Regions from separate parts of the Homo sapiens genome. Here all the other regions are linked to region 1. The links are chromatin loops, found by intact Hi-C in ENCODE. Cell type or tissue: endothelial cell of umbilical vein. All regions are shown on one strand. Each heading gives the region's core, and the rest is flanking DNA. Links, peaks and the distances in the headings are about the cores only. Region 1 overlaps SPEN (spen family transcriptional repressor). Region 2 has its middle 8.0 kb from the start of UQCRHL. Region 3 has its middle 9.8 kb from the start of SRARP.

Region 1 (10,500 bases), core at 1,011-9,010:
GGGCCAGCCCGCACTGGCAGAGACCTCCCCTACAGCTCCTGAATGTCCCCCGCCTGCCGAGTGAGCTGGCGGCCCTTCTGACTGTTTATTTAAGGATGGATGGCACCCTGGAACCGGGAAGGGTGGCCTGTTCCCTAGAGAGAATAAATTGGATTATTTTCTAATGCTGCCTATAGGTCCCTGTGGGGTGGGTGGGGAGCTGGCAGCTACAACTGATGCCACAGAAAGGCTGTACCACCCAGGAACCAGCCTTCCTGGGAAGGTCAGCCCGTCCCTCTTGCTGAATGCGACTAGAATCAGAGCCAGGCTGGCTGCTTTGCCCCAAGTTGAGGAGTGGGCAGTACACTCAGGCTGGAGAGACCTCGGCACCACGTGCCCCATGCCCTCATCCCATCTTGTTTGGAGGCTTCTCACCTGTTCATCTTTAGGGCCTGGCCTCCCCTCGCCCCACAGCTATGACCCTGCTCCCCCTCGGCCCAGGTTGGGGAGAGGTTGGGAAGTTGGGGAAGGGACCAGCAGGGGCGGCCACCAACTGCTTACCAGGGTACAGGCAACCCAGAGCGAGCCTGGCTCACAGGCCACTGCTGCCAGGCCTGGCTCAGGGGTCCTTCCAGCCAGAGTGGCAAGGTAGGCCAAGGAGAGTGCCAGGCCCAGGCCACTGCCCTGGCTCTGATGGGCCTAAGGGAGCAGATGGAAGCCACACTTGCTTCAGGGTTACCTGGCCCGAGGACTAAGGCCAAGCCGGTGCCATCATCTTTTGGGAAGGTTCAAAAGATGGCATCTCTGCCACCAGGCTGGGGGCCCAGAGGGACAGGAAGGAGCAGCCAGGGGCTTTGATGGGGAGGTAGGGAGCTGGTGGAACAGCTTTCTCACTCCTGTCAGCAAGGAGTCAGGAGGTACCATCTCGTCCCCCCACAGTGGCCCCGGCATCTATGGCCCACCGTTCAGAGGGGGATGCTATCTTCTCACACCAGGACAGGCCCATTTGTAGGAGCCCATTGGTATTCCAAGTGAGACCACCAACTTTATAGTCCCCATGTCCCTGTCCCAACTCCACAGCTTCTAGAGAATCCAGCTGCAGGGGAAGCCTGTCCCCAACTCCCATTCTCCTGTCTGGAGGCAGAGACGGGATCAAATGAGCCCCCAGGGGCCCCAGGAGGCCACTGCCTCTGCAGGAGTCAGCCTGCTTCACACTGGGAGAAGGGAAGAGGGGGCAAGAGAGAGACAAGAAACCAAAGCTTGCTAAAATGTTTCTGAGATGGCATGGGGTGTGGTTATATTCTGTATCAAAATTGGAAGTGCCTTCCTTCCACATTACCTAAGAACCAGTTAGGACTCTGAAGACACCACAAGAGTGAGAAATGGTTAAGTTCAGTGTCCGTGACAAAAATCTCCTTTGTACAAGATAAAATTATCCTTGGGGAGGAGGACTGACTGACTAGGAGGCAGAAGGGAAACAGTTCCCATGTACAGACTTGGCATGGGGATCAAAAGCGGGATGAGGGCTGACTGTTCCCATAAGCCAAGGACCCATGGTTCGTCCTCCCACCCAAGTGACAATCACACTCACACTTGGTGTGTTTTATATTTTTTAATAAAGTTTGTAATCCAATGGACACACAAAACAAAACTGCGCTGAGAAAAACAGTTTCATAAATTAATAAGTGTTAGGAAGTTGGGGGAAGAGATCAAGGTAATAGGAAGAGGGGTTAGCCAGTCTTTTTGTACAGGTGCCGTGTGACACTTCCACATCGCGGGAGCAGGACCCGTGCTGTACCGAAGCGCACTTATACAAATGAGTGGGCAATACAAAGTCTGAATATGAAAATAAGATTTCCTCTGAAAACACATTTTTGGCACAGATTAAAAAAAACGTATGTCGGGGGATTTGATTTTTTAAGTCAGTATTATATATATTTATATATATTATATATTTATATATACACACATCCCAAGTTCTGCATATCCCACCAAGAGAAAACCTTTCTGTTTGCTCTTCAACTGTAAACTGTACATCCCGGTGAATCAAAGACGGTGGCAGCAGGAGAATTAAGGTGACGCATCCAAATGAGCAAGGGAGATGGGGGTGGACAAAAAAAACCAATGAAATGTTCCTTGACCCCAAGGTCTCAGCAGAAGTTTGAAGTCCTTCCTGCGTTAAGAGTCTGCAATGTGTGTCTACACACACCAAGACATCCAGAGTGTCACAGCCTGTCTTCACTGGGCAAAAGTCCAAGTCACTAATTTAGTGCAAAGGCAGTTCTGTTTTCTTGTTTCTTAAAAACAAACAAACAAAAAATTTTCATTCCACTGCCCTGTTCCTTTTCTCCAAAAAGAGGAAAGAGAAACCCAGCCCCGGTGTCTGCGAGTCCATGGGTTGGTGATGTGTCCTTGGGCTAAAGCATTATGTAAACATACAAGGTAGCAGCACCACTCCTAGAGGAAGTCTGGCCGACTGAGCCGGGCGGCAGGACAGCAAACGGCTGGCCGTCTGGCAGTGGAGTCTGTCCCCTTCGGCAGCTTCTTCCTCTGCTTGGCTGGGTTGTCCTTTGTTTTTACTGCAGAGCCCTGGGAAGATTCACTGAGGTGATAACCACTCAGTGGCTCACACGGAGGCAATGACAATCATGAGGTGGGGAGAGATGTTGGAGATGCTGGCAAGGAGGTCAGGGGCCAGGCGGGACAGGTGACTCTCAGAGAACTCACAGGGCGGGAAGATCTGCAGCACGTAGGCAGGCTGGAGACAGGATAGAGAGCAAAGTGGGACCGTCTGTCTTCACCCCCACAACTCCACTTCCATTGGGGAGCCCTGAAGAGGCCCAATGCTAAGAGCCAGGCCAAATCAGTCCCCAACCAGCAAATGTGCCAGGACTATGTCTACTGGAAGACCTAGCAGGTGTCAGAAAACTATAAACAGGAACCCCCTGGGGCCCTATCTTTAAACTCATGGAAAACCTGTGTTCTCAGCGGTTCCCTGGGTTCTCTTCAGGATGGGTGATGGCGCCCCGCCCCATGTGCTCTACTGACTTCTGTCCAAAATGCCCCTTTGCCCACCTCTGGGGCCAGATCTAGTGGGCACCAGATGAGTAGGCCCACCTACCCTGATCAGCCCCACCTGTGGGTGTACATGTGAAGGAAGGACACAGGACAACCGACCTGATTGGAGCCAGGGTTGGGAACGTTGATGATCCCTGCCGCCTGCTTGGCCTGCAGGTAAGTGATGAAGGCAGCCTTGAGGGACTCGGTCTGGCTCACAACATCCTCTTGGTCACGGCCACAGGGCAGAGCCAGCAGCAGACAGTAATCTGTCTCCACCTGAGGCAGAGGCCAGCTGCCAGTGAGCAGGGGCCTCCTAGTCAAACAGCAGCCCACATCCAACCCACAGTATCAGGTCCACAAAAACCCCCACCTCTGAGATGACTTTAAAGGCTACCCTGATATTTGAATGAAAAAAAAAAAAAAAAAAAGCTTTTTTTCAACCTGAGAAAGCTGATTTAAAAAATAATAATTTTTAAAAACTGTAAAGCCTTGTTTCTGGGTCTAGAGGTACTTTACATCCCCCCACCAAGTAGAAGCATAGTGGACCCTTCATTGCTCACTTCAAGAATACCGTTACTGGCCAGGCACAGTGGCTCAGGCCTGTAATCCCAGCACTTTGGGAGGCCAAGGCAGCCAGATCACTTGAGGTCAGGAGTTCAAGGCTGGCCTGGCCAACATGGTGAAACCCCATCTCTACTAAAAATACAAAAAATTAGCTGGGCATGGTGGTGCCATGGTGGTGCGTGCCTATAATCCCAGCTACTCAGGAGGCTGAGGCAAGAGAATGGCTTGAACCCGGGAGGCAGAGGCTATAATGAACAGAGATCGCACCGCTGCACTCCAGCCCAGGCGACAGAGACTGTTTCAACAACAACAAGAATACAGTTAATGCTTCCATGACAGGCCAGGGAGATGGGCTGGCAGGGACTACCTACGTCTTCCTCCCTGTAGGTGGGGCAGTTGCTCACCTGGGCCTGAGAGTCTTACCGTCATCCTTCGGGCAACCCCTTCCAGCTGCGTTGCCTCCAGCCGCATCCTCTGGGCGATCCTTAGTGGGGGCCCTCCTTCAGAAAGGGGCAGGGACCGATGGGCCAGGACGTTGTTGCCAGAGACGAAGTGGAGCTGCACAGCAGCTGTGTCATTCTTGAGGGCCAGCAGGCCCTGCCACACGATGGGGTACTTCTGCTCACAGGGAAACAAACAGGAAGTGAGCTCATGGCCCCTCGCTGAGCCATGCTGGACACAGCCAGAGGCTGTAGCTTGTGGGTCTGTTAACTAGGGAATCTTAGGACATTTGACATGGCATAAAACTTGGGGGCCAGGAAGGGCAGCCCCTGCTCATGCTTACCTTCAGAAGTTGAACCATATCCACGGGTCTCTGGGAAGTCAGGTGTGGAGAGGAATCTTGTTTGGGGGCTGGCTGGAATTCAGTGTGTGGCAGAACCAGTCCTGGTGGGGTGCTGGGGCCAGAGGTTGTTGGGACAAACAACGGCTGTTTTGGGGCAGTCTGAGTGGGAAGAGAGACTGGAAGGTCAGGCTTCATGGAGACAGACACAGGGGAGGGGAAGGAAGTCGGGCCTGTTTCTGCTTGTGCCCTCTGAACCTGGGTGTGAGGCTCAGGTGGCCTGTTTGCAGGTCCAGCTGGGAGGCGAGGCTGCTCTACTCCCGTCTGGGTCCCCTTTGCCTCCTGGGACACTTGAGGCATCTTGCTGCTTGGTGGCTGGCCGGGCTGACCGAGCTGGGAGGGCGGGCAGGGTGGTGCAGGCTGGGCAGGCTGTGTGGACTGCACAGGCTGAGGAGGCTGCAGGGGCTCACCTTCAGGAGGAGGGCCCTGGTGTAGGGAAGGAAGGCAAAGGGACAGAGTCAGTCTGTTGTGCACAAGCCCCTGAGACCAACAAATGACCCAAAGGGCCACAGGGAAAGGATAAGATGTGGCATCTCCCGTTAAGTCAGGCCCACAGAAGGAGCCTGAATCAACGGAGCTGCTTTCGGGGTTCCAGGTAAGGAGAGATCCCCTATTACCTGCCTCCTGCTGATGCTACCCAGCAAGAGCTCCCTCCCCATATGCAGAACTCCCCATGATGTGATCTAATACTTTCATCTCAGAACTAAGAAAGCTCTTTAAACTCATGAAAAGATCAACATCTTTAGGGACTAGCTGACCAGTTCACTTGTACTCAACCACTATCTTTACCAAAAGGCGGATTTCTTTTTCTTTAAGTAGGGACAGAGTTTCACCATGTTGGCCAAGCTGGTCTTGAACTCCTGACCTCAAGTGATCTGCCAGCCCTGGCCTCCCAAAGTGTTGGGATTACAGGCGTGAGCCACTATGCCCGGCTTTTTTTTTTTTTGAGACTGGGTCTCGCTCTGTCACTGGAGCCTAGTGGCACGACCTTGGTTCAATGCAACCTCTGCCTCCAGGGCTCAAGCAATTTTCCCACCTCAGCCTCCCAGGTAGCTGAAACCACAGGTGTGTGCCACCACACCTGGCTAATTTTTGTAATTTTTTTTTTTTGTACGAGATGGGGTTTTGCCATGTTGCCCAGGCTGGTCTCGAACTCCCGGGCTTAAGCAGTCCTCCCATCTGGGCCTCCCACAGTGCTGGGATTACAGGCATAAGCCACCACACCTGGCCCCTGATTTCTTTCACACATCTTGGCTTAAAAGCCTGCTGAGCCCCACAAGCACATGCCCAACAGACAGTGGGGAGATACCTGGCTGGCTCACCTGAGCAGCTGTCTTGGTCCGGGAAGGCAGGCCAACAGAGGAAGCGGCGGGAAACTGAGTGTGTGTGAGCTGGGCCGGGGGGTGGTAGGTGCGGATGTCGCCGTACCGGTACTCTTGAAACAGCTCCCCGCTGGAGTGCACAATCTGCACCCCATGGGTCACCACCACAGGAGGGGTCAGAGGCAGCCCCTGGAGTTGGTTACTGGGGGTAACTGTGAGGATACGGGCCTCACCATGAGGGGCAGGAGCAGGGGCAGGAAGGGGGACAGGGACAGGGACGGGGGCAGGGGTGGGGGTGGGGGCAGCTTTGGCATCTGGTGTCTTGGCAGCTTCCTTCCCTGGCTGCTGAGGGGCCTTGCTGGCTGGTGGCACCTTCACCACCCCATCCGCGGCCCTGGGCTGCTCGCTGACTGCCGTCACATGTGGATGCACCATGATCCTCACATCCCGTGGCACAGTATAGGGGTGCAGTCGGTACTCAGACTGCATGACTAGTACCTCTGACTGCACAGGGGCTGTGGCTCGAGCGACAGGAAGGTGATAATGCACTTCCTCCTCGGGAGGGTGCTGGGAGGCCAGTGCAGGCACACCAGCTGGGGCTGGCTGCGGGGTGCTGGCACGCTGTGGGGCCCTGACCTCTATTTGCTGGGGCTGCAGCGGAGCCCGAGGAGAGTGAAGCGCTTCTGGCCGGATGCTGTAGGTGATACTGGGCAGCGTGGGAGTGTTCATTCTCACCTCGCCCTGGGAGAGGTGGCTCAGGGACACAGTCTGGGTGATGCTGTGGGGTGGCATGATGACAGACTGCTCTGGGTGGATGCTGGAGATGAACTGGGGCACTGGGATGCCTGCAGCCAGCATGACTGTGGCGTTGGTGGAGAGCGCCGTAGATGCAGTACTGCTGGGGTGGCTTGCCCTTGGGAATGAGGATGGCCCGGGTCCACTTGGTCGAGGAGAATGAGCATCTAGCTTTGCAGCTGCCAAATGGGAGACAGTTCGATCTGCTGGGATGCTGGGCCCCGAGGGGACATGGTTGACTTCTGTAGGCAGTTTGCTGGGCAGAGCAGGAGGGTGGTGGGGCGTGAGCGTGGACCCCAGGTTGGCCGGCTGAAGGACCTTGGTCTCGATTTTAAGGGTGACGGGGTCAGCAAGCTTCTTGTTTGTGGTGACAATGCTTGGGGTGAGGACCAGCTGGTTGTGAACCAGCACAGGGGGTGTGTTGATCCCCTGGGTGAGAACCTTCACTGTGCCTCCCTGGGTGACAGGCGTGGACACCGAGAGGTGAATGGGCTCGGGCTTCTCCAAGGATGGCCTATCGGCCTTCACAGACGAAATCACAGGAGAGGCATTATATGTCTGGGCGGTCAGTACCAACGTGGAATGGGTGGCCACGTTCGCATAGCCTGCAGGAGCTTGAGGGCCTTTGGATGGAGGCTGCGATGCTGTGACAGAATCAGGTTTGACCTGGGACTTGGACACTGACTGCTGAAATTCAATGTCCATTGCACTGGCCGGGGGGATCTGGCTGATCTTGGCGCTGATCCGCTGTGGGCCTTCGGTCTTCTGCCCTGAGTAACTCAGGAGCACAACCCCTTCAGAAGTGTTCACACGCAGCCCCGCCCCTGAGCCCGCGTCTGCCGGACGATCGTCGATCACAGGCATGGACCCTGGGTGGAACCGACTGTTTTCATTAGCACTCGCTCTCTGTTTGCACTTTGTTGACGGCGCAATCACTGCCCCTGCCATTGTCACCGTGCCTGTTGTGGCCGTTACACCACCAGATGCAGCAGTAACCGCACCCGCTGTGACGGTCACTGCACTTGCTGTGGCATTCACTGCACTCGCAGCGGCATTGACTGTGCCTGGGGCGGCATTCACTGTGCCCACCGTGGCGTTCACTGGAGTGGTGAGAACATTCACTGGCCCCGTAAGAACATTCACAGGCCCTTTCAGGACGTTCACGGGCCCAGCAGGGGTGCTCACCAAACTTTTCAGTGTGGTCACTGAGCCCTTCACGGGGCCTTTCAGGGCATTCACCGGGACCAGGGAGACGTTCACCAGGCCAGTGAGTGCGCTCACCAGACCAGTGAGGGTTTGAGGAGCTGGTTTTGCCAAGGTTATCTTCTGTGAATTTTCCAGGTCAATGCTGACAGGCATCCGGCTAATAACAGAGGTAATTTTGGGAGCAATGACTGGAGCCACCTTTTCCTTGTCAGCAGCTACCAGCACCTCCGAGGCTTGTATCTCAGAGTTGTTTGTCACTGGAGGTGCTGTTTTTTCTTCTAAAGGCTTTTTAGAGTCAACTGGCGGGGGCGGGGCCTCATGTAGGCAAGGGGCAGCACTGACAGGCTCTGCAATGGCTGTGGTGACACTTGTGGAAGTGACACTTGTGGCAGACACATACTTGGGGTCCATGAGAATCTTCCTCAGGGTGCTGGAGCTGGTGTCAACATCAGAGGCCTTTGTGTCTGGGGGAAGAGCTGGAGATGGAGTAGACTGAGCCCGTGGCTCCTCCTGCCTTGTGATCCACTCTGTCACCTTAGTAGGGGGGCTCTGGTGTGGGATCCCCCCAGAGGCGACAGGAGGTGAGAGCTTTGCTGCAGTTACAGAAGGCAGTGTGGGTATGGGGATGCTTGGATCGCTGGGTGGGGTCACCGGGTCACTTTCAATGATGGAATGCACCCTGAACCTGGCTTGAGGCTCCTCATCCACCGGTGCTGGCTGGGGAGGTGGGGGAAGGTCTGGGGGCACAGATGCTTTGGTTGGAGTCCTTTCCTCAACACTGATTTCTTGGGACGAATTCTCTGTGGAGGGAATCTTGCTTAGGTCAGAAGTACATGACTGAGGAGGAGTGGAATGGGGTTTCTCACTCTGCTTTTCTTCCTGTGGGGCTTCGGGGTGCTGTACTGTTGTCCCCTCATTTGCAGCAGGACTCTCACCTTGAGCTTGGTTGGATTCAGGGACATGGCTCTCTACAGGAGCCACCACTTTCTTGTTTGTGTTTCGCTTGCGGCGTGATCGGGTTGTTTTCTGGCGCCCTTTGTCTTTCCGAACAAGAGTGACTTCCACTTCTTTAGACCCTTTGGCTTCTGGCACTGAGTGTGAGGTTTCACTGCTATTTCCTCTGGCTTCCTTGGTATCTGTTGGGCCGGCTGAGGGGTCAGGAGCATTGACTGGAGGCCTAGAAGATTCTGTAGCAGCCTCAGTTTCCAGGATGCCAGATACAGCCTCATCTGTCTCCATTCCTTCCTCAGAAGGCTGCAGCGCCTGTGCACCTGCGGGGGGTTGCAGATCTGTCTGGGATTCTCCAGGATAAGGTGGAGGTGCTGGGAAGTTTTCTGGCTCCCCAGAAATGTCATTGATGATGGAGCCGATGGCCGCAGCCAGCTCTGTTTCACTTGCTTGGTGTGCAGGCTTGTCCCTGTCCTCTGGGGCAAGGCCCTCTGGTGCATCTGCCTTATAGGCAGCAGAGGCAGAGGCCTCAGCGAGCTTTGCGATGTGTTCCACGGCCTGCTCCAGCTCCATCTGCTTGGCTAACTGGGTGGCTTCTGGGGACGGCCCAGAGGCAGACACGTCTTCTTTCTCTGGTTCCTTGTCTGGATCAACTGGATCACTTTTCAACTGGGATGATAAACCATCCTCCTTTTGGGGACTCTCACTTTTCTCAGGGGAGACTGCCACCACCCCAGATTCCCTCTCCCCTGCCTGTGCTGCAGCCCCCCTGGGACTGACAGCAGCATCCACATTTTTCAGACTTGCAGATTTGTCCACTGCTAACCTGGAGTTTCGAGATCTTCCTCTCTTTGATTTGGAGTTTTTTTCAGGGGCCGGTTTTTTCTCTACAACTTCAACAGGGGCGGTTTCAGGGGGGTTTTTGTCTGTGCCAGCATCTTTTCTGTCACGTTTCTGTTCACTCCCTGCCTCCTCCTCAGCAGCCTTGGGTTCCATGGAGCTCTCTTTCACGCCTATTTGGGGGCCCACCTCAGTGGTGGCCTCAGGACGTGTAGCATCCACCTTCGGTTCATTTTTTCCCTTTTTCCCTTGGGGTCCACCACCAGCTGCAGTTTTCTGGGACCTTGGCGACCGCCATCCCTCAGGTGGCTTGAGTGTTTCTGCAGGTTCCTTGGCCTCGTTCTCCTCCTCTTCATCGGCTCGCCGGCGTGTCTTTGGAGGCCTTCCCCTCCGAGGGGTGGTGGGAACCGCTGCAGCCTCCTGAAGCTCTCGCTCCAATCTCTTTCTGGTCACTCTTGGTTGCTCAACGGGCTCTTTGACAGGAGAGCGGTTTTCATGGTCACCCATGGTTGCATAGACGCTCCTTACATTCCGGCGCCTTGTTCGGCTGAGAGGCAAACTTGGTTCGGGATGTTCAAGGTCTGCAGCAGAGTTTTTAGAAGCAGTCCTTGTAATCTTCTCTGCCTCCATCTTCAATTCCAAAAGCTTCTGTGCTTCTCCCCGAGGAGAATTGGACCGCTTGAGTTTTTCCCGGTCTATCCTCTCACTCTTCCTTGTGACGGGCTTCTCCACGATACTCACTGCAGCTGCCTGAACAGGGGTCTTTGAACGCTTGCTTTTGTTTGGCTTTTTATCCTTTGCAGCAACTGGAGGATCAACCTCTAAATCTTCAGAAGCTGGGGGCTGAGACTCAGGAGCAGCTTCGGCTTTCTGGTTTGCATCAGGCTCAGCATCTGCAGTGGCGTCTGGCTTTTCGGCCTTTGGCTCATTGGCTTCCTCAGACTT
Region 2 (10,226 bases), core at 723-8,722, 120 kb after region 1:
GAATTGACAGGATGACCTGAGCCCTGAAGTAGGAGGGAAGGGCTGCATAAGCAAAGGAACTGGCTTTCGATAGTTCAGCTAGTAGAGGACTGGAGGATGGAATGTATGGGGGCAGATGCTGGCAAGCAAATGTGGTTGAGCAAGTCCATGCCAGAAATGCCACAAATTTACCAAGAGACAGAGTCAAGATAATTATCTATGCTGGCTGGGCACCATGGTTCACGCCTGTAATCCCAACACTTTGGGAGGCCAAAGCAGGTGGATCACCTGAGGTCAGGAGTTCAAGACCAGCCTGGCCAACATGGTGAAACCCCATCTCTACCAAAAAAAAAAAAAAAATACAAAAATTAGCTGGGCGTGGTGGCGCATGCCTGTAGTCTCAGCTACTCAGGAGGCTGAGGAAGGAGAATTGCTTGAACCTGGGAGGTGGAGGTCGCAGTAAGCCGAGATCACGCCATTGCAGTCCAGCCTTGGCGACAGAGCGAGACTCCGTCTCAAAAAAAAAAAAAAAATCTATGCTTCATTTTTCCAAATTAAGATAGAAAAAATGATAGAATACACCAGTCAAAATGATTGGATTCACCTTCTGTGTTCTTGGGCAAGTTACATAAACATTTTTGTAGGGTCTTGGTGTGTTTTCTTTTTGTCTGAATGGTCATCTTCTAGACTAGTGCCTGGCAAACAGTAGTTGCTCGACAAATATTCATTGAGTTAATTTTAGAAATTTATTAAATCTATTAAGTATATATAACACATCTACCCCACAGGATTGTTTTGAACATTCAATCAAATCAGATAATAGATGTAAACGTGCTTTATAATCTGAGAAATACTATTTAAACTGTTTATGTTAATATGAGGATAAAGTCCACTGAGTTTTTTTACTTCTTTTTTTTTTTTTTGTGACAGAGTCTCGCACTGTCGCCAGCGCTGGAGTGCAGTGGCGTGATCTCAGCTCACTGCAACCTCCACCTCCCGGATTCAAACGATTCTTCTGCCTCAGCCTCCCAAGTAGCTGGGATTACAGATGCCCCCCACCACGCCCAGCTAATTTTTTGTATTTTTAGTAGAGATGGGGTTTCACTATCTTGGCCAGGCTGGTCTCAAACTCCTGACCTCGTGATCTGCTCGCCTCGGCCTCCCAAAGTGCTGGGATTACAGGCATGAGCCACCACGCCCGGCTTTTTTTACTTCTTTTCTTTTTTTTGTTTTTGAGACAGAGTCTCGCTCTGTCGCCCAGGCTGGAGTGCAGTGGCACAATCTTGGCTCACTGCAAGCTCCGCCTCCCGGGTTCACACCATTCTCCTGCCTCAGCCTCCCGAGTAGCTGGGACTACAGGCGCCCACCACCATGCCCAGCTAATGTTTTGTATTTTTAGTAGAGATGGGGTTTCACCGTGTTAGCCATGATGGTCTCAATCTCCTGACCTTGTGATCCACATGCCTCGGCCTCCCAAAGTGCTGGGATTACAGGCGTGAGCCACCATGCCCGGCTTTTTTATTTCTTAAATGGATTTTTTTAAAAGCATAGAGGAATACACCAAGACTCTAATGATTCTGTCAACTGCTTTGAAATTCATGGATGGAGTATAATAATATTTTACAAAATAGTTTTGCCCTATAAAACCATATAGTATTACAGAACTGTCTGTGTTGTTTTTTTGTTTGTTTGTTTTTTGAGATAAAGTCTCACTCTGTCACCCAAGCTGGAGCACAGTGACACAATCTCGGCTCACTGCAACCTCCACCTCCTGGGTTCAAGTGATTCTCCTGCCTCACCCTCCTGAGTAGCTGGGATTACAGGTGTGCGCCACCACGCCCGGCTCATTTTTTTTGTATTTTTAGTAGAGACAGGGTTTAACCATTTTGGCCAGGCTGGTCTTAAACTCCTGACCTCAAATGATCCTCCCCTCTCGGCCTCCCAAAGTGCTGGGATTACAGGCGTGAGCCACTGCACCTGGCCCTATAGAACTGTTAAAAGCATAAAAAGGCCAGGATCAGTGGCTCATGCCTGTCACCCCAGCACTTTGGGAGGCCAAAGTGGGGGGATCGCTTGAGGCCAGGAGTTCAAAAAAGACAGCATACAAAGCTGTGAAGTCAATTAGCTTTATGTCATAAATTAAATCCCGAATTACATTTATAATGCTGGGCACGTGAGTGTTATATTACATCTTTTTATTTTTATCTTTTTTTTTTTAGACAGGATCTCACTCTCTCACCCAGGCTGGAGTACAGTGGCATGATCATAGCTCATTGCAACCTCTTCACCTCCTGAGCTCAAGCCATCTTCCCCCCTCAGCCTCCCACGTAGCTGGGACTAGAGGCACACACCACGCTGCCCTGCTAGTTTTTGTATTTTTTGTAGAGATGGGGTTTTGCCCTGTTGCCCAGGCTGGTCTTAAACTACTGGGCTCAAGCAATCCACCTGCCCTGGCATCCCAAAGTGCTGAGGTCAGAGCCACTGCACCCACCTAGCCGTCTTTTTTCTTTTCTTTCTTCTTGGTAGCTTATAATTTCCAAAGCAAATGCAGCATTAGAGTTGTAACTTTTCTGTGTAACATAATTAAGTTGTTTTTTTTTGAGATGGAGTCTCGCTCTGTTGCCCAGGCTGGAGTGCAGTGGCATGATCTCAGCTCACTACAACCTCCACCTCCCGGGTTCAAGCTATTCTCCCACCTCAGCCCCTTGAGTAGCTGGGACTACAGGCACACGCCACCACGCCTGGCTAATTTTTTTTGTATTTTTAGTAGAGACGGGTTTCACTATGTTGGCCAAGCTGGCTTGAACCCCTGACCTCTGGTGATCTACTCACCTCAGCCTGCCAAAGTCCTGGGGCTACAGGTGTGAGCCACTGTGCCTGGCCAGAATTAACTTTTAAATGTATGGATATTTCTGCTACGGATTTCTTAATTCCTTCCTAACTAATCATACCCCAAGTAAACTGAACTATTCATTTTCATGATAAGTCTGTATGGTCTTCCTGAATATTATAGGAGTGATCTGAACCAAAGTTCTAGCTGATAAAAATTTTGTAAAAATCTAATTCAGTGCATTTCCATTGTCTCATGCATTCCAGGGACTAAAGTAAGTAATATTCTTGATTGCTGAAGTTTGAAGGCAGTTTCCTGTCTGCTGAGGTTTTATTTCTAGAAGCCCTTATCATTGGTCCTGATAGAATATCTGCAAGGAGAAATGAATCAACTCACGCCATCATTTTCACATTTATCATTACCACTGGAGATTAAGATATTACATAATTAGCCAAGGTCATATAAAAGGATTCATTGGAACAATTTAGGATTAAATTTAGGAATTATACATTAGGAACTCATTGGGATTCCCATATGTTTAAGTGTTGCAATATGGGGATGTTTAATTACGCTACTAGCCTAGTTCCTGCTATTAACCCAGCACCAGGCCTTTCAAGATTATTTAGAAAAAATGCTCAGGCCAGGCGTGGTGGCTCACGCTTATAATCCCAGCACTTTGGGAGGCAGAGGCAGGCGGATCACCTGAGGTCATAAGTTCAAGACCAGCCTGGCCAACATGGTGAACCCCCGTCTCTACTAAATATATTTTTTAAAAGATTAGCTGGGTGTGGTGGCGGTCGCCTGTAATCCCAGCTACTTGGGAGCCTGAGGCAGGAGAATCGCTTGAACCCGGGAGGCAGAGGTTGCAGTGAGCCGGGATCACATCATTGCACTCCAGCCTGGGCAACAAGAGCGAAACTTCATCTCAAAAAAAAGAAAAAAAAAAAGCTCAGTTCTCAGAAAATCTTAGAAGCCAAGTTCAGACTAAGGAAAGATATTTGCTGAGTAATGTGACTTGGTCCCCTTCCTTGTAAAGCCAGAAGTACCATATGTGTTTTTCTAAATAGCCCCACCAGATTTGTCTAGACATGACTGTGCCTCACGAAATTAACCATTCTGCCTCCGGGGATTTATGCATTCTCAGTGATGTTTCTCTCCATCATCTGATGTGATAGTCTGTACAAGTTTCCTATGGCCCAGTTCTGGGTCATGTTGAAGGATCGTGCCACATAATCTTAACTACTTTTTCCCCCACTGCCTTGTTCAACAACAATGGTAACACCCACAAAATATATTTGCCCTCACAGCAACACCAGTCCATCTTGCACCTGCACAGGACACTTTTTAATCTGAAGGATCTCAAAGCCCTTTGCATACATTAATTGTACTTCATAAATACCTCATTGCTTGCAAGCCCTACTAGCCCCATTTTATTACTGGACATCCCAGAATAAAGAGATGGAACCTCTAGTCTACTCAGAAAAGGACAAACCTGGGTCACGAGTCTACTTAAAACTGTCCCTTGGGCTCTCTGAGATCTAATTTTCTCCCTCTTCATGTTCCCCCAGTGCTCAGGAAACACTTAAAAGTATCTCTGGGGGCCGGGCATGGTGGCTTACAGCTGTAATCCCAGCACTTTTGGGAGGCCGAGGCAGGCAGATCACGAGGTCAGGAGATTGAGATCATCCTGGCCAACATGGTGAAACTCGTCCCTACTAAAATACAAAAAATTAGCCAGGCGTGGTGGCGTGTGCCTGTAGTTCCAGCTACTTGGGAGGCTGAGGCAGGAGAATTGCTTGAACCTGGGAGGCGGAGGTTGGTTGAAGTGAGCAGAGATCGAGCCACTGCACTCCAGCCTGGCAACAGAGCGAGACTCTGTCTCAAAAAAAAAAAAAAAAAAAAGTTTCTCTGGGTGGTTCTCTCAAATGCCTGTCTTGCCTTTGCCACTGATGTGGCCTCAGTGCTTTCCAGTCTAGCTAAATGTGGGGATTGTTTGTGCTTGAATTCACCTTTGTTGACAATTTGTCAAAAAAAAAAAAAAAAGGAAAACCTCTTACATTTACACTGGTGTGAATGCATATATATCATCATCAGAAGCAGTTGAGACACTTTCTAATGCATTTTTCTTTTTTTCGTTAGGACAGGACGATATATTCACTCTATTTTTGGGTCTCAGATAAGAGATTGTATTTTGGAGTCATCTTAACGAGTGCTGCCCTCTCGAGGTCACAGCTGCATCTGTGTGCAGCTGCTAGAACCTAGGTTAGACAAGAGTGAGAATGAGCAGAGATGAGGCATATAAAAGGACCAAGTAGCCATTGTCATGAGAAGCTGAGAAACCTTTGTTTAGCTGCTTTTATATGGTAATGAAGTGAAAAGAGCACCAATAGGGAGCCAGAGTTATTTCTGCCATTGACTCTGTGTATGATCTTAGGCCACTCATTTTCTCTGTGCCTCAAATTTCCCATCAATAGAAGGGGAGCTACTGGTCCAGCCCAGGGGCCAGCAAGCTTTTTTATTTTATTTTTTATTATTTATTTATTTTGAGATGGAGTCTCGCATGTTGCCCAGACTGGAGTGCAATGCAGACATAAAATATATATATATAAACAAATGAGAAAAAGTTTTATTCCCACTTTGGGAGGCCGAGGCCAGTGGCTCACCTGAGGTCAGGAGTTCAAGACCAGCCTAACTAACATGGTGAAACCCTGTCTCTACTAAAAATACAAAAATTAGCCGGGCATGGGGGCACACACCTCTAATCCCAGCTGCTCGGAAGGCTGAGGCAGCAGAATCGCTTGAACCTGGGAGGTGGAGGTTGCGGTGAGCCGAGATCGTGCCACTGCACTCCAGCCTGGGCAACAGAGTGAGACTCTGTCTTAAAAAAAAAAAAAAAAAAAAAAAAAAAAAAAGGTCAGGCGCGGTGGCTCATGCCTGTGATCTCAGCACTTTGGGAGGCTGAGGTGGGCGGATCGCGAGGTCAGGAGTTTGAGACCAGTCTGGCCAACATAGTGAAACCCCATCTGTACTAAAAAAACAAAAAATTAGCTGGATGTGGTGATGTGCACCTGTAATCTCAGCTACTCAGGAGGCTGAGGCAGGAGAATCACATGAACCTGGGAGGTGGAGGTTGCAGTAAGCTGAGATCGCACCATTGCACTCCAGCCCAGGTGACAGTGTGAGACTCTATCTCAAAAAAAAAAAAGACCGGACGCAGTGGCTCACGCCTGTAACCCCAACACTTTGGGAGGCCGAGGTGGGTGGATCACAAGGTCAGGAGTTCAAGATCAGCCTGGCCAAGATAGTGAAACCCCATCTCTACTAAAAATACAAAAATTAGCCGGGCCTGGTGGCAGGCGCCTGTAATCCCAGCTACTCAGGAGGCTGAGGCAGGAGAATCACTTGACCCGGGAGGCGGAGGTAGCAGTGAGCCAAGATTGCACCACTGCACTCCAGTCTGGGAAACAGAGCAAGACTCTGTCTCCCAAAAATAAAAAATAAAAAATTATTCCAATAAAACTTTTTTTGTGTGGACACAGATTTTTGAATTTCATACAATTTTACTTGTCATAATCAAATTATTCACAATAATCACAACATTATTTTGATTTTTTTTTTTGAGACCACATCACTCTGTTGCCCAGGCTAGAGTGTAGTGGCATGATCTCGGCTCACTGCAACCTCTGCCTCCTGGGTTCAAGCAATTCTCCTGCCTCAGCCTCCTGAATAACTGGGATTACAGGCGCACGCCACTATACCTGGGTAATTTTTTTTTTTTTTTTTTGAGACAGAGTCTCGCTCTGTCACCCAGGCTGGAGTGCAGTGGTGCGATCTGGGCTCACTGCAAGCTCCGCCTCCTGGGTTCACGCCATTCTCCTGCCTCAGCCTCCCAAGTAGCTGGGACTACAGACGCCCACCAACACGCCCGGCTGATTTTTTGTATTTTTAGTAGAGACGGGGTTTCACTGTGTTAGCCAGGATGGTCTTGATCTCCTGACCTCGTGATCCACCCGCCTCAGCCTCCCAAAGTGCTGGGATTACAGGCATGTGCCACCGCGCCTGGCCACACCTGGGTAATTTTTGTATTTTTGGTAGAGACGAGGTTTCACCATGTTGGTCAGGCTGGTCTTGAACTCCTGACCTCAGGTGATCCGCCCACTTTGAACTTCCAAAGTGTTGGGATTACAGACATGAGCCACTGCGCCGGTCATTTTTTTTTTTTAGCCTTTTAAAAGATATAAAAGCCATTCTTAGTTCCCAGGCCATCAGTAAAATAGGCAGTATGCTAGATTTGGCCCAAGCCCAAAGCTTCTGACTTCTGGACTGAATAGTTTCAGGCAGTACTTCCGATATAACTTTTTTTTTTTTGAGACAGCGTCTCGCTCTGTTGCCCAGGCTGGCGTGCAGTGGCACAATCTCAGCTCACTGCAACCTCTGCCTCCCATTTCAAGCGATTCTCCTGCTTCGGCCTCCCGAGTAGCTGGGACTACAGGTGCGGTCACCACGCCCGCCTAATTTTTTGTATTTTTAGTAGAGACGGGATTTCACCATGTTAACCAGGATGGTCTTGATCTCCTGACTTCGTGATCCACCCGCCTCACTCTCCCAAAGTGCTGGGATTACTGGTGTGAGCCACTGCGCCCGGCCTACTTAGAATATAATCTTATGCAATTTTATTTTAATTTATTTATTTCTGGAGACAAGATTTTGCTCTGTCACCCAGGCTGGAGTGCAGTGACACCACCATAGCTCATTGCAGCCTTGAACTCCTGGCCTCAACCTATCCTCCTACCTCATCCTCCCGAGGAGGTGCGCCCACTCCATGCCTGGCTAATTTTTTTTTTTTTTTTTTTTTGTGGAGATGGAGTCTCAGGCCAGGTGCGGTGGATCATGCCTGTAAAAAATACAAAAATTAGCTGGCAGGAGTATCACTTGAACCCAAGAGCAAGAGGTTGCAGTGAGCCAAGAATGTGCCACTGGTTGCAGTGAGCCAAAAATGTGCCACTGCACTCCAGCCTGAGCGACAGAGCAAGACCCTATCTCAAAAAAAAAAAAAAAAAAAAAAATTAGCTAGCTGTGGTGGTATAGTCCCGGCTACTTGAATGGCTGAGTTGGGAGCATCACTTGAGCCCAGGAGGCAAAGTTTGCAGTGAGCTGAGATTGTGCCACTGCACTCCAGCCTGGGTGACAGAGCAAGATGCTGCCTCAAAAAAAAAAAAAAGAAAAGAAAATAGGACAAGTTGGGCATAGATTTTGAGTGGAATAGAGTTAAGGCACAAACAGACTTTTTTCTACCTTTTTTTTTTTTTTTTTTTAGTAAGAGATAGGTTCTCGATCTGTTGCCCAGTGTAGCGTGTCACCCAGGCTGGAGTGCAGTGGCACCATCATAGCTCATTGCAGCCTCGAACTGCACTCCAGCTTGGGCAACAGAGTGAGACTCTGTCTGTAAATAAATAAATAAAGGGAAGAGCAGTCGATTGGGGATGAGGAAACTGGGTCTTAGCCTAGCTGGTTGCTTACTATATGGCTTGAGTAAGTCATTTCACTTCTGTTTCCACAGGTGCAATATGAAGATGAAAACTATCCTGCACACCTCACAAAACTAAGGTGTATGTGTGTGAGTGGGAGCATAATGTGAGACGCCTTTGTCTTCTAAGCCACCTCTAGGCTCACACTGACTAGCAAGCTTTGCTTGTCCCTTTCAGTTGCAATGTTGCTGTCACTGTCACCCTATAATCTCTTTAATTGGCAGTTGCAGACCAAGGGCCCACCCTTCCTTTAATGACAGCTGGCTGAAGCCTTCCAACTTTAGTTGTCCCAAGTCACACTGGCTGACTTATAAAGCCATATCTGTGGCCGGGCGTGGTGGCTCATGCCTGTAATCCCAGCACTTTGGGAGGCTGAGCCAGGCAGATCACCTGAGGTCAGGAGTTCGAGACTAGCCTGACCAACATGGTGAAACCCCATCTCTACTAAAAAAAATACAAAAATTAGTCGGGCATGGTGGTGCGTGCCTGTAATCCCAGCTACTCGGGAGGCTGAGGCAGGAGAATCGCTTGAACCCGGGAAGTGGAGGTTGCAGTGAGCCGAGATTGCGCCACTGCACTCCAGCCTGGGCAACAGAGCGAGACTCTGTCTCAAAAAAAAAAAAAGCCGTATCTGTTCTCTAGTCAGCTCCAAGGAAGTGCCTAGATGGGAGAAACCCACACATCTCATCTAGTAGAAAAATAGTCACTGTTCCTCGCAATGGTTATTCAAATACACAATGCTTACGCTCGCCTCAGGACTTTATCTATGCTGTTTCCTCTGCCCATAAGGTCCATGCTCAAATTCTGCACACGGAAGGCTCCTTCATATCACTTGCAACTAGTTTCACGTGTCCCTCCCCTCCATTCTTTCCCTTGCCTTATTTTTCTTACTTCTATCTGCATTCTCTTGTTTACCTGTTTTTGTCTGCATCTCCCACTGGGATAAAAGCTCCAGAATATCTGGCAGTAGGCACTCAGTACAATGAATCTCCCCAGCCTCCCCACTCTCAGCTTAGTCACCTCCCAATAGCATCCCTTTTCCAGCCAGACCACACTGGCTTGCCCTGATGAGTGTTCATGCCTTAGGTACAGCCAGAGTTTCATCTGGATACCCTATGACTATTTCTATCACTATATGACATTTTTTTTTTTTTTTTTGAGATGGAGTCTCGCTCTGTCACCCAGGCTGGAGTGCAGTGGCACGATCTCGGCTCACTGCAAGCTCCGCCTCCCAGGTTCACGCCATTCTTCTGCCTCAGCCTCCAGAGTACCTGGCACTACAGGCACCCGCTACCACACTCGGCTAATTTTTTGTATTTTTAGTGGAGATGGGGTTTCACCGTGTTAGCCAGGATGGTCTCGATCTCCTGACCTCGTGATCTGCCTGCCTCAGCCTCCCAAAGTGCTGGGATTACAGGCATGAGCCACCGGGCCCGGCCTGTTCAGGTTTTATCTTCCCCACTAGATGATACACTTTGAGAGGAACTCTTTTGTATAGAATTTTGGAGTTCGAAGAGATTTTAGTGTTTATCTCATCCAAACTTCTCACCTAATGTCTGAATCCCCTTTATGAATCTCTGATAACTTTTTTTTTCTTTTGAAATAGGGTCTTGCTATGTCACCCAGGCTGGAGTGCAGTGACTCACTCTTGGCTCACTGCAACCTCTGCTTCCCCTACTCAAGCGATCCTCTCACCTCAGCCTCCCGAGCAGCTGAGACTACAGGTGCATGCCACCACACCCAGCTAATTTTTGTATTTTTCATAGAGACAGGGTTTCACCGTGTTGCCCAAGCTGGTCTCAAATTCCCGCGCTCAAGTGATCCACCTGCCTCAGCCTCCCAGAGTGCTGGGATTACAAGTGTTAGCCACCACACCCAGCCTCTGACAA
Region 3 (10,500 bases), core at 1,160-9,159, 58 kb before region 1:
CTCGGGAGGCTGAGGCAGGAGAATCACTTGAACCCGGGAGGCACAGGTTGCAGTGAGCCAAGATCGCACAATTGCACTCCAGCCTGGGCAACAAGAGCAAAACTCTGTTCAAAAATAAATAAATAAATAAATAAAACCCATTCAGTCTGACTCCTGCGTGGCTCATCGGGCCTGTGGACTGGACTCTCCTTTTCCCTCCACACCCCCATCTGAGCAAATTCAGTCCACGAGCAAATCATGCAGGTGGCACCTTCACAATGATCCTGAGGTGACACTTCTCACCACCTGCCTTCTCCCACCTAGTTTGAGCACCCTTCATCACTTACCTGGACTAACCAACTGGTCCCCCTCTTCTCCCCAAAGGTGTGATGTGGCCTATTAACGCCCGAGCCACAGCTGAACCCTTCTCTGCCCAGGACCCTCTGCTGGCTCCCCAGCTGCTCTGAGTAATAGCTAGAGCTTTGCAGCAGCCGCAGGCCTTTGAAGCTGGGACTTCTCTCCCTGAACTGCCTGCTGCTCTCCCCTGCTCACACCAGGCTGGATGCAAACTTCTTCTCTGGGTCTCAAGCGTACCGATCACGCTCCTGCCTCAGGGCCTTTGCACGAGCCATTCCCGCTGCCCGGAATGCTCTCTGGCCAGATAGCTGCTTGGCTGACCCATCACCTCCTACAAACCTTGCTCAGACCTTGCCTTGAACTCTTGGCTTCAAGTGATCCTCCCGTCTCGACCTCTCAAAGTGCTGAGATTATAGGTATGAGCCACTGTGCCTGGCCCACATTTTTTTTTCTTTTTTCTTTGAGACAGAGTTTTGCTCTTGTCGCTCTTGTCTCTTGGCCATGCATCTAGAGGGCGTCCAGCACAGAGTATGTGCTCAATACACAGGTGAAGAAGGACAATCCACGAGACAGCTGTCCCTCTCCCAGGACCCTGGGAAATGCTGGGGATGGGGAAGATGTTCAGATGTCAAGAGGAATAGGGTCTAGTGTCTGGGCTCTCATTTGAGTGCTCTTCCTGTTCACAGGAGTGGATGGGCTGCACAGTTGGAGCAAAACCGAGATGAGTTTTAAGGGCCACTGAGCATCTTCCCCACTGGCAGTCTTTCCCAGTGTCCTGGGAGATGCACAGCTGTTTCCTGTGTTGTCCTGGATCCCTAGAAGATGGGCCAGGCTTGGAGGTAGAAGGAGAGCTCAGAGGGGAGGGGGCAGAGAAGGGACTGCCCAGATGTGACACATCTGGAGTCTTCAAATCTGCACCAGGACAGATGAGTAGAGCTGCATTTTTCCACCCTGCTCATGTTGGCCTTTTGTGAACTTTGTTTCTGCCCTGTCTGCATTGCCCTTAGGTATTCACTGCAACTAGTTATCACTGGAATAAAAATGGCCATAGGCATTCTGCCCTTCCTTCACCTCTCTCTTCTCCATCCCTTCCTTCTTCCTTCTTCACCTGTGTATTGAGCACATACTCTGTGCTGGACGCCCTCTAGACGCATGGCCAGGGTTGTCCTCATTGATGAGGCAAGATCTGAGCAAGGTTTGTAGGAGGTGATGGGTCAGCCAAGCAGATATCTGGGCAGGGAGCATTCCGGGCAGTGGGAATGGCTTGTGCAAAGGCCCTGAGGCAGGAGCATGATTGATATGCTTCAGGCCCAGAGGGGAGGTCTGCATCTGACCTGGTGTGAGCAGGGAAGAGCGGCAGGCAGCTCAGGAAGAGAAGTCCCAGGTTCAATGACCTGAGGGCATTGCAAGGCTTTAGTTCTCACTCAGAGGAGCTGGGGAGCCATTGTGCAGTGCAAGAGCCAAACTGAATGGGTTCCAATTTCAGCTCAGCTAGCAGGGAGCTATGTGACTGCACCAGGGCTGAGCCAACCCACCTGTGCATGAGTGACAGCACCTCACGGGTTCCAGAGCTCGCATGTCCATGGTCCAGCTTAGTGCGTGGCACGCCAAGAATACTTGAGAAATGGCAGCTAAGGACTGTCGCCTCAGGAGGGTCTCTTCTCATTTCCAAAGCTGTCTTCTGCTTGATGAAATGCACACAGACACTGGGCAAGTATGTGTTGAGCTTCTAATCTCTCCCAGACACCGGAGACTCAGCCATAGACTGGCCGAGTTCCCTGCCCTTGTGCTGCACTCCCCTTGAGGAGACAGATGATGGGGACATGTAAGGAGCTAAGACATCCTGAGCTGGGAAGGAGGGAAGCAGGGGCTAAGGGATGGAGGCAGCTGGTGGGGGCAGGTGGGGGTGGCAGGGATGCCTGGAGCCTGGGACTGGGGCCGGACTCTGCACTGCTCTGCTTGAGGACCTAGCTGGGCTCTGACTCATGAGGGCAGACAGTGGCCAGGGTGAGGCTGGCGCAGTGCAGCCCCTTCCCCACTGCTGAAGACGCTGCCTTTGTGGGGTGGTAGCACAGGCTTTGGGGAGTTGAGAGCCATCCTCATCCTAGAGGTGGTTGTTTCTGGAAGCAAAAATCCAGGGTTTATGCTCCTGGGACAGGGGAACCTTGGGGCCTCGCGTCCTCCCCATAACCTTCGCATTGGGCAGCAAAGGCATCTTCCTGTTGAGTCTGAGGGAGAGAGAAGTGGTGTCACTCGCGGTGTCAGCTTTCATCTCACAGTGGCCCTGTGAGGTAAGGACCATGATCAACCCAGTTTACAGATGAGGACACTGAGGCTCAGAGAAGTTACATGGTTTGTCCAAAGTGACACACTAAGTGGCTGAATGGGATTGAATCCAGGTCTCTCTGAGACAGCCCAAGCTGTTGATGGAACCCTCTGGCTCACGGATGAGCAGGTAAAGTGAACAAACACTTTAGAATGCTTATCTGGGGGTGGGGGTGCAGGGAATTGAGCCTTCTATGGGGCCCGGAAGATTTACAGTTGTCCCTCGGTGTGTGTAGGGGAATCAGTTTCACCACCTTCCACAAATACCAAAATCCACAGATGTTCAAGTCCTGATATAAAATGGTGCAGTATTTGCATATAGCCTAAGTACATCTTCCCGTAGACTTTAAATCATCTCTAGATTACTTATGCAATCACATGTCAGATAATGATATTTCAGTCCATGCCAGAATGCACATAGGATGGTGGTCCCATAAGATTATAATGGAACTGCCCTATACAGGTGCACCATCTCTAAAAATTGATATCTCAAAAGAGATGGGGTCTTTTTATATTGCCCAGACTAGTCTAGAAGTCCTGGGCTCAAGTGATCCTCCCAGCATGGCCTCCCAAAGTGCTGGGATTGTAGGTATGAACCACCATACTTGGCCAGGTGTACCATTTTTTATCATTTATACTGTATTTTTATGATCCTTTTCTGTGTTTAAATACACAAATAGCCACCATTGTTTTTGTTTGTTTGCTTGTTTGTTTGAGACAGAGTTTCACTCTTGTTGCCCAGGTTGGAGTGCAATGATGCGATCTCAGCTCACTGCAATCTCCGCCTCCCAGGTTCAAGCGATTCTCCTGCCTCAGCCTCCTGAGTATTTGGGATTACAGGTGCCCGTCACCATGCCCAGCAGATATCTGGGCAGCCATTTTTTGTATTTTTAGTAGAGACGGGGTTTCACCGCGTTGGCCAGGCTGGTCTCAATCTCTTAACCTCAGGTGATCCAGCCGCCTCGGCCTCCCAAAGTGCTGGGATTACAGGCATGAGCCACCATGCCCGGCCCACAAATAGCCGCCATTATGTTACCATTGCCTATAGTACTTAGTACAGTAACATGTTGCAGAGGTTTGGAACCCAGCAGCAACCAGCTCTACTATTCAGCCCAGGTGTGTGTTTGGCTGTAGCCTCTGGAGGAAGCTAAGGAGAAGTGACCTAAAGGCAGAGGGTGAGTCTGAGGTGGGATCCCAGGACAGGTACAAGAAGTTAGGCAAAAGAGGATGAAATCTGAAAAAATTTCACTATGTTAATATAATTACTGCGTTAATAACTTTAGATAATAGTTAACATTATTATTTAGTTAACAGGATTGCACCCAAGATAAATTAATTTTTTTAAAGAGATAAATTCTCATTCTGTCACCTAGGCTGGAGTGCAGTGGTGCGATCATAGCTCACTGCTTCCTGGAACTCTTGGGCTCGAGCAATCCTCCTGCCTCAGCCTCCTGATTAGGTGGGACTATAGGCACACGCCATCATGCCTGGCTATTTTTTTTTACTTTTCTCTAGAGGCAAGGCCTACCTGTGTTGCGCAGGCTGGTCTCAAACTCCTGGGCTCAAGTGAACCTGCCTCAACCTCTCAAATTGCTGGGATTACAGGTGTGAGCCACTACAGCCAGCCCACATTTCTTAGTTTGGACAAATGTGCCATGGTAATGCAAAATGTCATTACTAGGGGCAGCTGGGTATAAGGTGTAGAGTACACTACAGTGTCTTTTCAATTTTTCTGTGTATCTAGAATCATTTCAAAAGTAAACATTTATTTTAAAACGTGAAAGTGTTTATCCTTCCATGAGTGTAAAGTACAAAAGACAGGCTCATGGTGTCAACGGAAGTCAGGACACTGGTTGTGGGGCCGGGGGCGCTGGAGGGGCTGGCCATGGTTGGCTTTGTGATCTGGGGGCTGGTGTGTTCCATCTGTGAATGTCTTTCGAGCTGCACACTTACCAGGGATGTAAGTCATGTCTTAATACATTTTCTTAAGTTTAACACCAAATAAAATGAGAATGAAAAGCTTGTTTGGGTTGTGGGGATTCGGTTGTTTATCCAGTCATGAGCCCTGGCCTAGATGCTTCTAGAAGCCTGGAGGGAACTGAGAACATTCCAAGTAGAGGTGGCAGAGCCAAGGCCCTGAGGTGGGAACACACTGCTGCATGTCTCTAGCTGTGAATGGGGTCCCCTAGTCGGAAGCAGTGCTGTGTGCCCTGCAGGGCCAGCAGGTCCATGTCCACATTATGGGTCAGTGCAGTGAAAGCCAATCTCAGCCCCCTCCGCAGTGTGACCAGCCTGCCAGCAGGTGGCCAGCTGGTCCATCCCAGGGACTGGGTGCAAGTCTCTTGTCAATAGAGAGGGCGCTCAGCCATGGTGTCAGCCTAGTGAGCCTTGGTAAGGGCCCGTGCAGGATGCTGAACCTCTTCCGTCCCCATGACCGTCTCAAGACCACTTGCTCGGTGGGCGCATCCAGCAGGCGTGGTGGCCGGGAAAGAAGCAGGCTGCATCCATAGGGCGTGCCATTTTGCTCGACTCAGGACCCAGAGCATCCTCCGTAGTAATTCTCTTCGGTGGGAGCACTGGGAACTTGAGCCACAGATACCTTCCAAGTCTGAGCTGCTGAGGCGAGGGCTGCAGGGCGCCCTGCTGTCAGGAAAGCCTGCACCAGCAGCTGGAAGGCACGTGGTGGGGGCGCCTGCTGTGGCTCCAGCAGTGGCTGCGAGGCTTCGGGATCTCACCCAGCTTCTGCGAGGTGAATTGTGACAGTGCAGAGCTCCGCAGTGCCAGGGTCCCCTGCATGGTCATGCTCACTGCAGCTGGGAGCCCACCACACCCCTGGTGCCCCTCACTTCCCAGGGCTGGGGTCTAGTCCAGACCCCTCTTGGCTTGGGAATTGTGCCTTGGGAGGGGGACACTGTCCCACAGGTTGGGACAGAGGCCCCAGGCATGCTGCTGGCTGGCCGGGGCTGCGGGGATGCCATGCTCACCTTTCTCTCTCGTGGCCTTGATGGGACTGGCTTCCCCATTGAACGGGATTTTCCGAGGTGTCTGGGGCTGTGGTGCAGCTTGCGGGGTGCCACCCTGACCCCTTCCAGACTTGCCAGTCACTGACCACCGAGCGGGCCAGACACAGGTGCCACGCTGCAGTCGGGGTATCTCCCGACCTCCCTTTTAGTCCTGATGGGCCTGGGCAGGGCCTGGTTTCGGGGTCCCCATGGGCTTCCTGGGCTAGGCTGTCCCATGGTCCTGGGGCTGTCCAGGACACATTTGGAAGGGACTTGGACCCAGCAGCTCTGTTCAAAATCATAACGGGGGGCAACGAGGGCCCCCCACATCCAGGTTCATAGGGATGGAGCCGTGGCATGGAGTTCCACTGGAGGAACCTCCAGGAAACCTGAGGTTCCCCCTGAGCCAGGGCCAGGCTGGGCACACCCTCAGTCCCCGGTGCCCCCAGAGAATGGCCTGCTGCCCTAGGTTCCATGGAAGCCCCCTCGTGCCACTGGGCCTTGGCCTCACAGATAGTCCCATCAGGACAGGGTATGAAAGGACGAGGCACCCATGGAGGGGAAGCTGACCAAACGGGCCACCCATGGCGGGGAAGCTGGCCAAATGGGCCACTGGAACCGAGTTGTTGGGCCAGGAGGGGCCTGCCTGTCCCCCTGCCAGAGGGTCTTCCTGCCAGGTGAAGCCAGCCCAGGCCTGGGTGCCAAGGACCCTTGCTCAGGTTTGGCTGAAAGAAACAGACGTGGTCAGCATCTCCAGTGAGCCCACGCAGTCCTTTCTTGGCCGGGCTCCACCTGCCTGGGTCTCTGGAGTCCTCAGGGTCTCTGTGTAGCCCCTGTGGTCTGACACTGAGGACACACCTGCAGGCTGCTGATCGCAGACGGAGGGGTCTGTGCCTCCTGTGGTGGGAAGCTGTCGGGGTGCAGCAGGTGGCTCCTGGGACTGCCCTCCCCCAGAGTTCAGGCTGGCTGGGGGCTTCCTGCCCCATGCCGTCATCCCAGGACTGTTGAGCCTGGGATACAGCCTCCAGTCAGAACTCAGGTGGGAGGGGCCTTGGCTGTCACCCAGTCCCCTCGCCACCTCACATGGAGACCTGTTTCCACGGTGGGTGAGAGAGCCCAGATACAGAGCCCCCTCTGCCCTCCTGGGCTGCCCAGTCCATGCCAGGACTGACCGTTCCCACACCTGGCTGAACTCTTGGCTCTGGCTCTGGGCCAGGGGTCCCCCCTGTGCCCACCCACTAAACGCCCTGGTCGGGGATCAGGGACATAGATTCCCTTGTCTCTCTGGCTCAAGGCTTGTTGTCCTGGCACCCTTGGAGGGGTGTTCAGGAGTGAGGAGCCTCTGCTGCTCTCTGAGGCTGTCAGTGCTCGCAGGGAGGGGTGGGGAGTCCCATAGATGGATCTGGTTCCTCCAATGACCCTGAGGGCCCTTTGAAGGGGAGAGTGGGACATGGTGGAAAGTGGGAGGGGGCTTGTTGGAGAGTCTTGCGCACATCCCCCTCCTGCTTGCACAGCACGTCCGGTACACACAAACTGACCACCTGCCCTGAGGACCTGGGGGCCTATTGTACTTTCTTAGAGTCCGGAGGAAGAGGAGGAAGAAAAGGCGAAGAGGAAGGCCCAAGTAGTAGTGTTGGAGGTCCTGGGCACTCCCCAACTACTGACTGCCCCAGGGGGTGACTCGGGAGGGTACCTGGTGCTGCAGGCCACCTGGGGGTGGCAGGTCCCCAGGCTTCCTTGTTTCCTCATAGAGGCCCAAGGGTGTCTGAGAACTGCATCATCATCCAGGGCCCAGGTATGGGAAAACTGGTCCTGAAAACATGCCCACGGCCACACCTGGATATCTTCACGAGGTGCTCTAGGGACAGGGTAGGCATCAGGCTAGGAGTGTTCCCTGGGAGGGGTCAGAGCCCATACCCCGTTACTACCTCAGCATCTCCCACTGGGGAGTGCCGGATCCCTTTGTGGCCACCCCAGGGGTCCAGATGTGCACAGGAGGCTGTGGCTAGGGGGCAGCCTGAGCAGGGAAGTGCTCACCACACTCCTGACTTTCATCTGGGTCATGTAGGGGATGGGCTCCCACAGGAGGGGGTATGTCACTGTTCCCTGCCCAGCCTACCCAGCCAGACCTCCCTCTGGGCCAGAGAAGAGGATCATGGGGACAGTGTGAGGAAGCTGCCACCGGGCCAGTCAGGGTCTGACCCCTGTGCTCCCCAGTCCCCATTGGGCACACGTGGACTTACTCCTCTGAACCTTAAAGGCAGTGCGTGCCATTGGCGTCAACACCTGTTCCCCTTCTAGCAAATACACGTCCCAAAGGCTCAGGGTGAGCCCGAGAGAGATCTGTGGGGACAGCAGGTGTGGGAGGACCTGGCCCTTCCAGGCTGGGGGCTGGTGGCTCGAGCCGGGCCCACTGGGGCTTCAGTCCCCCAGTCACTGACCCTTCCCATGAGGGTCATCAGACCCCTTCAGGAGGCTGGGTCAGACAAGGTCTTGCAGCTCCTCATGGGGGAGCACTCATTTCAGTGGGGATGTGGCTTCTGGAGAGAGGGGCTTCCCCAGGACTTGAGGCTTCCTTGAGCCCTCCCAAGTGGGTCCTGGCCCAGTCTGCCCATGAGGCTGGGCCTGAGTCCCAGCCTCTGCCGTGGGATGACCCCTCTTGGGCAGAGGGCTTTGCTTGTGTGTCCTGCAGATATCTGCCTGTGCCTCCTATGTGCTGGGGGTGAACCGGACCCCTGGGCGAAGAGCAGGGCCCTGTAGGGCAAGGAGGGTCCCTGAGCCAGGGTCTCCCTGTGCCTCCTTACCCCATTGATCAAGCTCCAAAGCAACCAACCTAATGAGGAACCCTGAATGCATAGCCCTTCCTTGTCCTGATGGGAGGAACAGAGGTGCTCAGGTCCCTCTGGGCTGCCCTAAAAACCTCCCTCTTCCAGGGCCCTCTGAAGACCCTTCCCCAAGTGCAGAACACTGGGCGGTGTCCAGGGCTCCTTACACCTTCCCCTCCCTGCACTCCTGGTGGACACACTGTCCTTAGCCCTGCTCTGTGGGAACTGGCCCCAGTCCCTGTGCCTCTGTCTCCTCCAGGGCAGGAAAGGAAACCCAACTCCAAATCCATGGAGAACCCCACGTCCCAGGTCAGGCCCTGGCTAGAACTCACCCTCTCACCAGCCCCATGAGGGTCTGGCAGCCCCTGGCTCCTCCGGCCCCACAGGATGCAGGGCCACTGGGGAAGAGCTGGGGGGACCATAAACTCACTGCGTGCCTCATGGTCTTGGGGTATGGCCTGGGTGCCACATGCTCCTGGTGGTCTTGGAGGCCCTGGACCCTTGCGCTATTTGGGCTGTGGAATCCTGAGAAGCCCCCAGCCCATCATGAAATCAGCCTGCTCCCAAGATGTGGGACCATCAGCTGGAAGAGCTGGACAGCTGCAGAGGCCCCTGAACCCTGAGGTCTCCCACCCTCTCATCTGGGGACCCCACCATGCGGCCTTGGCCCTGGGGAGGAGGGGTGGGAATATCCCCTGGAGCCTGGCTGGAGGTGCTCCTGGAGGCCTCCTGGGCCAGGGTGCTGGGAGGGCAAGCCTGACTTTGAGGCCACGACAGAGGGCGGGTGCTGGGCTTCATGGTGGTCTCCTAGAAGTGGGGTCGGGCCAGGGGACACGGGATGGGGAGATGTTGCCATCAGGGCTTTTTCGGCCCATCTGTGGGTACCAAGGGCAGCTGGAGGGCAGGACCCTCAGGGAGGGGAGAGTCAACTGTACAGCATTCAGAGCCAGAGGGCGTTGCTCCAGGACACAGAGGGTGGCCACGGGGATGATGAGATGCCCTCTGCTGATGGGGGTGAGAGGCATCTGACTCAGGATCTGGGGGTCCCGGTTCAGCCCCAGGACCCTCAACAGAGACATCCTAAAGGCTCCAAACAAGCTGGCAACACAAGGAAGGTGCCTTCACGGAAAGTTGAGATCACCTGCCCAGGGTGGCCGTCCCCGGGTCTGGCTGCATGAGGCCCTGGGGGCAGCTGTCCACCCACCCTGCAGGGAGTGCCTCTCACCAGCCAGCATCTGGGCCAGTGCCCAGAATATGTCCTCCTCAGGCAGATAAAGGAGGAACAAGGCGGCGACGTGGCTCAGGTCCCTGCAGTAGTCTACCTCCTGAGAGAGCCAGAGTTATGGTGGAAAGACATCACCTGGGAGGGCTGAGGTCACCTGGGACGATTCATGTCATCGGAGAGGGCAGAGGTGACTGGGGAAACTTCCTTTGAAGAAGAGGCTTCCTCAGGATGCAAATTCATTTTGTGACAAGAGCCATGTCCATCAGGCATTTCAGCAATTTGTCCAAAATGTCTCCTGAGAGCACTTGTCCTGTGTGCGACACTGCCAAGCTTTGGAGCCCAGTGGATGCCCTTAGTTCCTGGATCCACAGAGACTTATGGAGCCTGTGCCTGGGGCTTTCTAGAGGTGGAGGCGGTGGGGTAGGGGGAAGGGCGGGAGAGGAGGCCTTGCATGGCATAGTGCAGGGCAGGAAGCCAGCCAGGGACCCGTTTGCAGTGACTGCTCCCATCCCCATGCTGACCTCCAAACCCACCCCTACCCCACCCTGGCGCAGGGTCGGGCCTGGGAAGGTGTCCTCTGCTTTGGCCTCAGCAGATCACAAGGAGGAAGCCAGCAGCCCGGTGGGTGCACCACTCGAGCCAATGGTGACCTACAACTTCTACTTCATGGAGCGTGGGGCACCCGCCCAGGAAAGCCCAGGCACACCCCACACCCCTGACCTTGAGGGCACAGGGAGGTGGGGGACCAAGGTCCTGCAGCCCTGTGCATGTGTCCTGAAAGGTGGTC

The links. Hi-C counts contacts between places; a loop is a spot of excess contacts. Peaks named below come from ENCODE experiments on the same cell type or tissue, not always from the same donor. Only the 100,000 strongest peaks of a DNase experiment are listed, where the experiment ranks them.
Region 2: it touches region 1 in a loop (6-fold over the local background); 10 of 110 quality-filtered maps call a loop at or near these places.
Region 3: it touches region 1 in a loop (5-fold over the local background); 6 of 110 quality-filtered maps call a loop at or near these places.

Annotation. Positions count from the first base shown.
Region 1 is chr1:15,931,533-15,942,032 of GRCh38, reverse strand. It overlaps SPEN (spen family transcriptional repressor), which reads right to left. Exons shown (of 15, transcript NM_015001.3): 11 at 5,767-10,500; 12 at 4,388-4,870; 13 at 4,027-4,221; 14 at 3,157-3,315; 15 at 1,577-2,737. The coding sequence ends at 2,606. It overlaps ZBTB17 (zinc finger and BTB domain containing 17), which reads left to right. Exons shown (of 16, transcript NM_003443.3): 16 at 1-164. The coding sequence ends at 64. Among named protein-coding and RNA genes, the nearest start is that of ZBTB17, 39 kb to the left of the region's middle. RefSeq lists an enhancer at 6,652-7,153. In endothelial cell of umbilical vein, for the core only: no CTCF peak of the experiment used is centred there; DNase peaks (open chromatin) are centred at 2,392 and 4,222; H3K27ac peaks cover 2,377 bases.
Region 2 is chr1:15,810,513-15,820,738 of GRCh38, reverse strand. No RefSeq gene overlaps it. Among named protein-coding and RNA genes, the nearest start is that of UQCRHL, 8.0 kb to the right of the region's middle. In endothelial cell of umbilical vein, for the core only: a CTCF peak has its summit at 5,031 (motif pointing left); a DNase peak (open chromatin) is centred at 5,018.
Region 3 is chr1:15,989,184-15,999,683 of GRCh38, reverse strand. It overlaps the pseudogene TBC1D3P6. Among named protein-coding and RNA genes, the nearest start is that of SRARP, 9.8 kb to the left of the region's middle. RefSeq lists a silencer at 4,892-5,041 and an enhancer at 4,948-5,788. In endothelial cell of umbilical vein, for the core only: a CTCF peak has its summit at 4,966 (motif pointing right); a DNase peak (open chromatin) is centred at 4,963.